Linked DNA regions of Homo sapiens: region 2 is linked to region 1. The links are chromatin contacts, found by Hi-C in ENCODE. All regions are on one chromosome and are shown on one strand. The core of a region is the stretch at or near the end of the contact, and the rest is flanking DNA. Distances in the headings are between cores, read along the strand shown. Region 1 has its middle 340 kb from the start of CCDC85A. Region 2 has its middle 560 kb from the start of CCDC85A.

What was found. Hi-C counts contacts between places; a loop is a spot of excess contacts on that map. Pooled maps may share reads with other maps.
Region 2: a loop to region 1 is called in a map of PC-3, with 5 times the contacts of the local background. The contact joins two enhancer-like sites. A Hi-C loop is called at or near these places in 4 of 168 maps with a recorded cell type or tissue (PC-3, cardiac septum and heart left ventricle) and 6 of 50 pooled maps.

Annotation. Positions count from the first base shown.
Region 1 is chr2:56,519,973-56,526,283 of GRCh38, forward strand. No RefSeq gene overlaps it. Among named protein-coding and RNA genes, the nearest start is that of CCDC85A, 340 kb to the left of the region's middle. Within about 2 kb of position 3,004, at least 6 of the 41 ENCODE cell types and tissues checked have a DNase peak (open chromatin) inside an H3K27ac peak, as active enhancers do; they include PC-3, where a contact is called at or near this core.
Region 2 is chr2:56,737,393-56,743,372 of GRCh38, forward strand. No RefSeq gene overlaps it. Among named protein-coding and RNA genes, the nearest start is that of CCDC85A, 560 kb to the left of the region's middle. Within about 2 kb of position 4,264, at least 4 of the 41 ENCODE cell types and tissues checked have a DNase peak (open chromatin) inside an H3K27ac peak, as active enhancers do; they include PC-3, where a contact is called at or near this core.

The sequences.
Region 1 (6,311 bases), core at 1,754-4,253:
TTGCCTCACCCTCCACCCACTTACCCCTGGCAAACACCCTTCAACTGTTTCTGTGTATTCACATTTTTAAAAAATTCCACACATAAGTGTGGTAATGAAACATCTTTCTTTCTGTGTGTAGCTTATTTCACTTAGCATAATGCCTTCTAGGTTTATTTGTGTTGTTGCAAATGGCAGCATATCCTTTTATTAAGCTAAGTAATAAGTTCTATGGAAGTAGATGTTCATCCTTGGGGAGTTTCATATAAATTATCTTTGACAACCTCAGCCAGGGGTTAAACTTATTTAGAAGGAATTATAAACCTTGCCATGCATTTAAAAGCTAGGATTGGGCCTCTTTTTATTATGGCAAATTGAAAAGTTTGGTTTACCTCGCACTTACTGAAAATCAGATCTTTTATGCCAAAGCATAGCTCTGTGCTGATTTCTTACACCTGTCTGTATTAGTGGTAATGTTTTATATTGTACTGTTTTGAGGAGACAATGGGGGATCTTGTCTTTAAAACTTCTGAATATCTGGTTTCATTTAGGTATATGGCAGTGTAAACAGGACTGTCTTAATCCATTTGGGCTGCTATAACAAAAATACTGAAATCTTGGTGGCTTATAAACAACAGAAATTTATTTCTCACAATTCTGGAAGCTAGAAAGTGCAAGATCAAGGTGCCTGTACATATATTGACTGGTGAGGTTCTTGCTTCCTGGTATATAGAATGGCACTTTCTTACTTTGTCTTGGCATGGTGGAAGGGACAAGGCAGCTCTCAGGTACCTCTTTTAAAAAGGCATATGATCCCATATGTGAGGGATTTACCCCATGACCTAATCACTCCCCAAAAGCCCCACCTTTTAATATCACCTTGGGGGTTAGAATTTCAACATATGAATTTTGAGGAGAAAAAGCATTCAGACCATAGCATGGGGTCCTAGTCCAGATAACACACATTTGCCACTATAAGTTGTGTAGTACTCCCAGGTAGTTATTATTTAGATCAGAGAATTAGATGTTCTTGTGTTGTTTTGTTTTGGTGTAATTCTATTTATCTGGAAAATTTGTGACTCTGATTCTGGGTCATGAAAAGGAAGAGTAGAAGCAAGGCCTATCACCAATAAAACTGGAAAGTTCTAGAACTATAAATCTAAAATCTAACCTAGTGTTTTATTTATTTTCTTATTCATTCCGTAGGGCACCTTCTAAGTGATTGTGATACATCAATGGACAGGACATCTATCACATCAGCTACCTCACTTTTTGCTAGCATTCCCTTGTTTCTCTCCCTCTCTTGGGTTCGTCACTCCTTGAGCAAATATTTATTGAGTATTTATAACCTATGGAGTACTATCCTGGTTCTCGAATGGCCTTGTAATTTTTTTCAAACAGATTTAGAGAAGGAGGTCAGTAAGTTCTATATTCCCAAATGTGACTTGAAACCAACTTGAAACCAATCAACCTCTTTCTCTTCTAGGGGTGAAAATTTTGAAGTCTTGTTTGAACATAGAGACACTGGCTTTTTCTAAAGGAATTTTGGTATTAAGTAGGTGATGGCTAAGTTACTGGCCTTAGAACCTAGTGTCTATGGATATGCCTGTCTGGCATTCATAGCTAATCAGAAGCTTTCTCTCTTCCACTTTTACTTAGCAGGTAGGAAAGTTGAGGCCACGGAGGTTTTGAATTGCCAAAGGCTTCACATCAAGTCTCTATCAAAACCGACACTGGAACCCGGCTTTTCTGATTCCTAATCTAACAGATTTTTATTTCACCTGGTTGGGTAGGAGGAGAACCTAATATGGAATGAGCCCAGAGAGGACTAAAAGGCTAAAAGTTAGACCCAAAGCAGAATTTGTAAGAATTTGACCTGACAAAGTGAGGTTAATGGAAGACTTCATAACTAGCTGCATTCAAGGATATAAACAGTTTCTACATCAAAAATTATGATGACCAACAGCATAAAAAGAACACATATATTAAGGTTGTACTGTGAATATTTGGGTGAGGTATAAAAAATCTTCCTAATGTTAAAAGGGGGAAAATGTTTCTAGAAAAAAATTACAGAAATTTATTTTTGAAAGATGTTTTTTAGGAAATAGAGTGTATGCTTGTGTGTGTGTGTGTGTGTGTGTGTTTAGTTGCAAACCTACTGTTTAAATGCAATAAAGCGTAGGTAAAAAGTGGAGCTGTGCTTACAGAGAATCCAAGCCATCATGGTTTCTATGAGCTCCTAAGAGCACAGTCTGGGCCAGGCATGGTGGCTCATGCCTGTAATCCCAGCACTTTGGGAGGCTGAGGCGGGTGGATCACAAGGTCAGGAGTTTGAGACCAGCCTGGCCAATATGGTGAAGCCCCATCTCTACTAAAAATACAAAAATTAGCCGGGTGTGGTGGCATGCACCTGTAGTCCCAGCTACTTGGGAGGCTGAGGCAGAAGAATCACTTGAACCTGGGAGGTGGAGGTTGCAGTGAGCCGAGATCACACCACTGCACTCCAGCCTGGGTGACAGACAGAGTGAGATTCCATCTCAAACAAAAACAAAAACAAAAACAAAAAACAAAAACAAACAAACAAAAAAACAAAGCAGAGTCTGAATGAAAAGCCCTGAGCCAGATTATAATTTGCCAGAATGGTTTTACCTTAGGGTAGAGAATGGCTTTATGAGAGTGCTTCAGCTCTGACATTCCAGGAAGGGCTCTTTGCTTGAATATTAACAAGTAGTTTGGCAACGTACGTGATATTCAGCAGCCATTGACTCATGCCCTTTCATTTAAACTAAAGTGAATAATCAGTGCTGTGCTCAACATAAGGCCTTTCACACAGTGGGCTCTTGACAAATATTTGATGAACAAATGCTGTTCTTATGCGTAGTAGAGAGCTCTACTTCTCTAAACGAGTTGGTGAAAAGCAATGAGAAGTCATGGCCCAGAGTTAATTTTGGCTTCTTATCCACTCTACACAGGGTATTGGATTTCACCCCATGGGATGGCTGCCAATGATAAAATTTTCCCAGCTCTGTTTGTATTTATGGCCTGGGCAGGAGCTGGAAGGGCTGTGGCAGCAGAAACATGAGACCCAGACCCGGAGCCAACCTGACTCCATCAATATCTTCCTGCTCAGCACTTCAGAAATGTTTCCTGTATTAACTTCTTTGGACAGTAATTAAGGAAGGAAGGATATTTTTGAAAGAGCAACTTATAAATGCGGAACAGATATCTAAATGTGCTCTGGGTTGGACATGTTTTACAACTAGGATTTTCACAAGTGAATTTTTTCCCTGTTTTTCTTGCTCTGGCCTCTCATGGCTATGGGGAAGTGACTTCAAGGCGTTATGGATTTTGGATGTTGCCAAGTCAATCTACCACAGAATGTGTGGCTTTGGAGAGCAGTAAGTCATTTTCCTGGGTTCGTTGACTTTTTAGGGACCTCACAAATATTTTCAGTACTAGCATATAAGAAAGATTTTATCTTTATAGGCAGAAGGACATTTTGTAACTCTTCCTGCTCCACCTCTAAGAAGTACATTTTTAAATGGTGCCTTCCTTATCATTTTTTCTTCTCTGTATTTTATTTAACATGGAAATAGCATAAAAATAACAACTCAGAAATAAAGACAGAAGAAAGAAGTTGCCCCAAATATCACCACTCAACTATAGCATGTGTTTTAATTTTCAGTGATTCCTTATAGATACTATTCATACAAATATTATACAGTGTTAATCAAGGTGTAGACAGAATTATGGTCTCCATTTCATGTCAAACTTGATGTTTATATATATTCCATGTTGAATAATTTCCATAAATTATCACATTAGTGGCTATTTTTTGTGGATATATTCCATCTTAAGACTTGCTCTGTTGTTTAATGCTTATTCAAAAAGTGTCCAAGTTTTCCTAGTTTAAAAATTGCTGAAATGAGTAATTTCACATATGTAGTTTTTTGTCTTTCTTTTGAAAACAACTCAGCATATAACATGATATTTTCAAGTAGGTATACATTGTGGAATGACTAAGTTTAGCTCATTAACATATGCATTACCTCACATAGTTATCATTTTTGTGGTGAGAACACTACATTCACTCTCAACATTTTTCAAGAAGACAGTATATTAACTATAGTCATCATGTTGTACAATAGATCTACACTTGAAAACATCATGTTGTACACAGTAAATACAAATTAATCTGTCATTTTAAGATATAAATAAATAAGTCATAAAACAGATAATCTTTTGCTTCAAGAAATTTACATTTTAGTGGAGATAGGCATTCATGAAATAAAACAAGTGGGTAGCAGTTGCTATAGCAGCTGGGTACAGTGAGACAAAGGACATTGGTGAATTCCTTTTGAGCAGAATGTTATATATATAAAACATATATAACTTCACATATATATGTATAACATATATAACTTCAGGTGTGTGTGTGTGTGTATATATATATAGATAGATAGATAGAGTCATGTGTGAAATGATGTCGTTCTTAAGTCTTGAAAGATGTGTAGAATTTAACCAAGTATGTGAAAGCAGAAAAGGAGTTGTAGGCATAGGGAAGGGCTTGTGCAAGGGAATGGAAGCCTGGTAAATTCTGGGAACTGCCAGGAGTAGGAATGATTGGAGGTCCATGTGGAAGAGGGCCAGCCTCAGGGCTAAGGTGGGAATCAAATGATGAAAGGCCTTGAGTGCCCAGTTTGGGAACTGGATTTTATCATGTAGGCAATGATAGTGCAATTATTATAATACTTCAGGTAGGAGGGGAAAAGCTTTGGGCTCTATGGAGTTTTATGTGCATGTGGGCTCAGGAGAGAACTAAAAAATTTTAAATTCGTAGATATACATGACACTTGGAAATATTTGAGTAGATGTCATCACCAAGGAGGATTGTGTAGAATGAGGCTGGCCAAAGACAGAGAGTTGGGAAGTAAGACCAGTTATGGAGGAGGCACGAGGGGGAAGAAAGCAGAGGTATAGAACTGACTAGGAAGGCAGCAGGGGAATCAAGTTTGAATAGCCAGAATTATTTATTGGATAAGTATGTTTTGATAAAAAAAATCTCCTGACTTTTATTTGTAGCACTGTCTCTGTATTAAATTCCTAATTATCAATTGGTGTGAGTTTTCTCTATCATGTAGGCATTAGTTCATTGTAAAAGCCATATTTGACATTTATTCTTACTAGTCCATTTTTGTATTTTTAAGTTTTTGATTTTATCTATCATGAGTGCAAAAATTTTAGCATTTGAATTGTGATAATGTTCTTCTGTGATTTTTTTCTTTTGTGTGGAAGTCTAGGCAGATTAATTAATATGGATTGAAGGGATGAGGGATAGATTTAGGGATTCCAGTAAGGAAGCAATTATGGTGTCCTGATGGCCTGAAATAATGGAAAGAGCAGTAGGACAAGAAAGGAGGAGATAAGTAGTGCAAGAGTTATTACAGAAGTAAAACTTACAGGTCTTTCATAAGCAATGGTAAGCATTAAGAAATAATTTTTGGAAGCTGAAGTATTAGAGAATGGAGAAAGAAATCAGAGCTTTATGCTTTTATAATATTTCAGGCAATTTCTAGTTGTTTACATATATTCAATCATTCAAAACTATTTACTGAGAACCTGCTATGAGCATAACACTGTTTTATGTGGTCAGAATATATTAATGGACAAAGCAAAGATTCCTGTCCATACTGAACTTACATTTTGAGAGATGAAGGTGATGATGATAAACAAAAATAATCATAATAACAGATGCAGAGTACATCATGCATTTGAAGTCAAAGTGATTACTAGTCTCAAAGTGATTACTAGTCTCTGTTTTCTTTCTAGATTTACTTCTATCTTTCTCTTTCCTGCCCAGAGCTCTGGGAGTCTGACTTTTACAGATTAATCAATGGGTTCTGTTGCCTTCTGGCCTCCAGCTGCGTTCAACTAATGGGAGATACTAAAAGGAAATCAGAGTTTTGGAGGAGAATGAGAGTTGTTTTCTTGTCTGTGGATCTAAATGTTGACGGTGGCTAGGCTTATCTAGCAAAAGGCACAACTTGTGTAAGATGCTTTCTGCTACAGGATTTAAATAAAGTAGTTGGGTTTCATTGAAAATGAGACATTTGAGTAAAAAAATCAAAGGTGATGAAACCATTATTAAAGTGGATATCTGAAGTTGTGTTAGGCTGTTTTTGCGTTGCTATAAATAAATAAATAAATAAATAATAAAAGAGGTTTAATTGGCTCACAATTCTGCAGGCTTTACAAGAAGCATGGTGTTGGCATCTGGTCAGCTCCTAGTGAAGCCTTGGGAGCTTTCAGTCATGGCAGGAGGTAAAGCAGGA
Region 2 (5,980 bases), core at 3,014-5,513, 220 kb after region 1:
ATGAAATGACAATTCTGTGTTCTATAGACTTTGTCCCTGGACTAATTTACATGATGCACTATAGCCCCCATTTAAGCTAAACCCATAAGTAGCTAAAGGCATATGACAGTGCACAGCAAATACATGTGTTACAAATATCCGTATGCAAAATACCCTGGTCAATAGTATGTGATTCAGGTAATAGATTCTGTGGAGGGACTCCAATGGATGGGGGAGGGTAAAAGTGCAGGAATTTACAAGTACGGGTTCCTTAAGAGAGATCATAACATTGACATAGTTACGAGATCTGGTTGGTGGCACAGCAGAAGTTGACGATATAATAGAAATGAATCTTTCGCTCTCTCTTTCCTCCTTTTTTCTAAATGCTTCCAGAGAAATAAGTAACTGTTGTATTGAAAACTTGCAAACCCATTCTGTGTTCCTGAGATATCTTTGCTATGTTATTATTGAACTTGGGCTATTCTTCATGTAAATGTTTTCATGGTAGTGGATCTTTACATGAATTAACTCACCTTCAAGATGACTGAGAGCTGTTAGTACATTCCCTCTCCTAGACACAGAAAAGACTTCTGTTTGTGATCGCTTATTCCCATATGACTGGTTTACTTATTTGAACATTTGGACCTTACTTTTCTGAGAAAGAAACTACTCTGGAGAGAAGTGGGATGATGAATCGGTATTACATAGTTTCAAACATGGGAATAAGCAAGGTAATAGCCTTTTCTGTCACTAGTATTTATTTAGAAAGTCACTTGGAGTTTTATAGCCAACTTCTGCCATACCTTCCAAAAGATTAAAAAAAGAGGAATCATGGTATGGGGTTCTTCCCCACAGAGACACTGCCTATTCCTTTGGGTGTACTAAATCTTAAAATGAGTTCTCACTCCTGCAGTCCAACAGCTCCCGAGATATTTCTAGCAATTTTCTGGGTGGCAGTTTACACTTATCAATGATTGCTATGAGAACTCAAAAGTGAGAAGAGCATAAAATTAGAGAAACAAGAATTCTCTTCATTGCTAGATTGATCAATAACCTTAGGGACCATAGCTTCATGTCTTTTCTTCTCAAACACACAGAAGATATCAAGAAAAAGATAATAAAACCAAAATGAAAACCATGGGAGTTGTAAAAGTTTTTCAGAATAGGAATAAATTACACCATGACATATGGAGGCAAAAGTATAGAGACTGCTGAATTACAAGACACACAAACAGTTTCAATGTGTTTAAGCATGTCTCAAAAATTTAAAGGATCTCATTAAACAATGCTAGGTAACTTTCTTTCAAGTAGGTGTTATTGGTATTTAAAAAAGTATCAAGATAGTTGCTAGGGGGCAAACTAGCCTTTTGACAGAAACTGGCGATATGGAAAAACACATTAGAGAATCTCCTTCTAAGTTTTACTGTCTGAGAAATTTAGTTTTGCCAGGGCACACAGTATGGCCACATTTAGGGAGAATGACAGAAGCAAAACAAAGTTGGAGGAAACTAACATCTAACTTAGCCTAACAGAAGGATTTACAAAAGGCAGTGAGCATTCCTTGTGTAATAGATATTTACATTTACGCTCTAGGGCAATGTCTATACATATCAGGGTATTTGGGAAGCAAATTTAGTAATAAGAAATTCTTTAGGTCACCAGGGATGATTTGTTTTAAGACTAATTCATTTAATAAAACAACAAAATGTGATTAAAACTATTTCCATCCTTTTATAACTAACATCTCGTATGGCAGGCACAGGAGTGTGCCAGGTTCAGACTTTCCCCTCCTTAGTCAATGTTAGGTGAACGGTGGTACAATCTTATTTTTTACTCTCCTTTTTCCCAGTGTCCTTGCATGTGTCCAATCTTTTGTTAATATTAATAGGATTCTTCAGAAACGGTATATAATAAATAGTGAGGTATTTCTTTCCTTCCTCTGCCCTCCCCTTATGCCCTCTTTCTCCCTCCCCTCACCTCCCCTTCCCTCCCCTTCCCTTCCATTTCTTTCTTCTTTCCATCCTCCTTTCCTCCCTGCTTCCCTCCCTTCTCTCTTTCTTCAAAACCTGTACTTGGTTGTAATTTTATGAAGAAACACTTTAAACATAAAATGTAGAATGTATAACAGACACACATGCTTTGTTCCCCTTCTAGCTTAAATAAATAATATTTATTTGCCGTTAAATGTGGGTTTGAGGTTTATGCCCTTTGTCAGTTTAAGGAAATTCTTTACTATCTCATTTGCTAACAGTTTTTCTACTGAATGAGTGAATCATATTTCCATTTCTGGTACTGGCAATGTTTGATGATGGGGCATTGTTATTTTTTGCTCTGATAAATTTGATTTGCTCTTATTTAGGAATTTAGCTGCTATTTCAAAAACTGGGTCTGGTGTGTTTATTGTATTTCTTTGCATAATTTTGATTTTGGATTATAAATTCATTATAGAATGAGTTGGATACCTTTGTTTTTTAGTCTTTGAAACAATTTGCATTGTATAAATTTATCTGTTTTTAGAGATTTAGATTTGTTAAAGGTTTTCTTGAAATTATGTGACCTGAGCTTTTTGAAGAGTTATGTGTGTATATGTGTGTGTGTTTGTGTGTGTCAGGGGGACATAGGGGTGTTGGTGAATCATTTTGTAATGGGCTGGGGAAATGGGGTTTTAGCTATTAATTATATTTAATTAATAATTGTTATTTTATTTTTATTTTAAATTCTAAGTCAATTTTAAAAATCTCTTATGTATATTTAATTTTATCTGGGTTGTCAATTTATTTATATAATATTTTTGTGTTATTCTGTTTTAAAATCTTTACTCTGTTGGTAAGTCCTAGTTTTTAAACTATATATTATTTGTAACATTACTCATTTTACTAGTAATATCTATATTAATATTAATAGTTTTAAAGAACCAACTTTTTGTTTTATTAATCTTCTCTAGTGTTTTTCTGTATTTTCATTGATTTCTGGTTTTGCTTTAAGTATTTCTATTTCTTTCTAGGTTTATTTTGTTAATTTTATTTTGACTCACTGAGTTGAAGATTTGACCAATTTTAATATTTCTTATTATGTAATAAATACATTTAGGATTTTATATTACCTCTGATTAAGACCTTAGCCAGTTTGTTATAGGAAACTTATAATACTATGCAAGTCTTTAGGTTTAAATGTGTTATTGTTTTCATTGTAATATCCTAATTAATCTGAGTAATAGAAGTTTATATTTGTTTCTAAATGTTATATAAGCACTTAAAAATTAATTTCTAATTTAATTTTATGGTAGTAATAAAGTCTGACATTTATTATTTAATATTTGTTATTGTTGTGATCTTGAACACTATGGACCAAGATTTAAAGCTGTTTAAATAGTAAGTCCAGTGAAAATTCTGCTTTATAAAGGTTAATGTAATTTAGTTTCTGGTTCAACCCACAATGAAACATCTAACTTTTCCCTTCTATTTAGAAAAAAAAATACTCTTCTAGTGTTTTTTCACTTGCAGTCACTTCAGGTGGGATGTATAGATGTGATACAGCAAGTTATAGAGAATAAGAGAATGAGCTTTAGCAACATGCAGCTTTGGTTTGAGTCTTATTCTGATACTATGATATTGGGCAAGTAATTTGAAATCTCAATATTTGCTCTTTAATTTATCCATTTGGAGCTTATATATTTTTAAATACCATCCCCTACTGCTATAGAAGAGCATGCGTTGCTCCATGCTCTCAAAGAAGTGTGCAGACAGATGATTGTACTAGGTGAGAAGGTAGGCCTGTTCGCTGCTTGGCCATCTTTCCTAGTGTAACATTATGAGGTTATCATAAGTCAAAATGGCTACTTTCCTAGACCAGGTACAAACTTTCTGATAAAATTTGCTAGTAGAAGACTTAAAAAGGCAGTTTTCTTTCCACATTGATATTCAGATGAATGATATACAGACTTCAACTTTTCCTCTCTTCCTCTAATAAGATAGTAGGACATGAGTGTGGTGATTTTTGTTTTCCACTACTTGTTGTCGAAAACACTGGAATTTGCAGTTTTTTAAGTCTCCCTTTTGGGAGCCATGAAATTAGCAATGTTTGTGCATGTATGAGGAAGTATCTTTATTGTCCATTAACTTTGGTTTTTATCAGCTTCTATTGTTATTTTGGGAATACGGATTCCCTAGCCCCTGATGGGGCACAGGTCTTTGAGTTCTGAATCTGAAATGTTTGGTGTTTTGTGGGAAGCTGGGGAGCCTCCAGGACCTCCACAGTTCACTCCTGTCCCTGTGAGACAGCCTGTTACATGCTGGCATAGGCCAGGCAGCTCACAGCTGTGACTCATCTGCTGATGTGTTCCCTCAGGCTCTCCCAGAGTAGCTGCGGTAAGTGGAATAGTGCATATTGAAAATCTGGACACATGTTACACATTTCTCAATACCACCCGACTGAGGGAACAAGGGTAAGTGTGGCAAAATATGCCACCCCGAAATATGCCACTTTGGCGTAAAGGTAACTTTGATCTAAATGCACTTGAAAAACAGCAAATGCATGAGAGGCGTCCTAATCTCCCCTTTTCTGAAAACAGGAGATTAAAAACTCCCTTGTGAAAGTTCCCTTACACCATGAGGAGGTAAACATTCTTCAGTGGGGAGTCATAGCCCAGAGAATTTTGTGCAAACAGACCTTGTCAAAATAATTCTTGTCATCTTTTAGCTTCCCCACAGAATTTAGTTACTTTTCCACAATTGCCTCTCTGTTTTCAACCTAATATATTAGCTTTTAGGTTTTGTCAATTTTTGGGTCTTCTTTTCCTTATTAGGGCTCCCGTATTACATAAAATTTATATTAAATTTCTATGCTTTTCTCTGGTTAATCTGACTTATGTCAATTTAATTATTAGGTTCTGTCTAAAACCCTAGGAGGGTAGAGGTAAAATTTTGTCTCCCTGACAAGGGTAAAGTGAGGAAGTATTTTCTTTCCTTTTTCATGAATAGCATTTCCCTGGGTTCTGGGGTGAGGGAGCAGATTTTTGTATTTTTTTTTATCTCACAAAAGTTTTATTTACAAAGTTTCCATATTTTTGTGGTTGTTTCAAATAGTTGTTTTAAGCTTTTGTGGAGGTTTTGCTTATATCTGCAGATTTAGCATCAGTAGGCATATATTAAGCTTGATAGCAACTTAAAAATAAGGAGACCACAAATGTTTGAACTATTTTCCAGGTGACATCTGTTAATAATGCAATATATTTAGAAATATGGTAACTGAGGTTTTCATAATCAGTTTAGGTCTTCAATATTTCTGTGGAGTATGGAGAGCAGAAATCAAGCAGTGTTCTTAAGATGAGGATCTGTCTATAGGTTTTAAAGTAACTTTTACTTCTCAAGGAAATGAAATGGGAACAGCAGAATTGTGAGACCCCTGTAGAGGTCATGTTTGGACAAATATATCTTCATTTGTTAAATTGTGTACATGTTTACAGCAAGCCTGGCTTTCAGCAGCAGGCAGTGAATTCCTACTCAAATGTTTCCTTTACACAATCATTCTTAGCTTCCAAGTGAGCAAAAGGAAACTGCTATTTATTTTGAATTTGTTATTTAGCTTATTGTGACTAGATATATACCCAACTATAATTTTTTTAATTCTGTGGATTATTAAAAACAAGGTTTTGCCAATTTTCTTAGAAATGTAAAAAAAATGGGAAATAGAGAAAGTAGTGAGCTATGAGAGACAGGATGGGGGAGGCAGAAGGGAAAAAGAAATGAGAGGTTGTTCTCTGTAGTTAATGCATTTGTCTTAGAAGAAAATTTTAAAGAAGAAAAAAAGTGGCTTGCTTTAAGTACATGACAGGTGCCCAGATTTTATCTAATATTAAAAATCATGACGTGTCATATGGTTGTCAGGAATCTGAGATAATATTAACTTTTATTTCACGACAGTGCTCTGCCACTGCTGATTTTACATTTAACACAGAGTCCATTTCTTCATCTCCCCTTAAGAGCCAGCCAATTCAAGATTT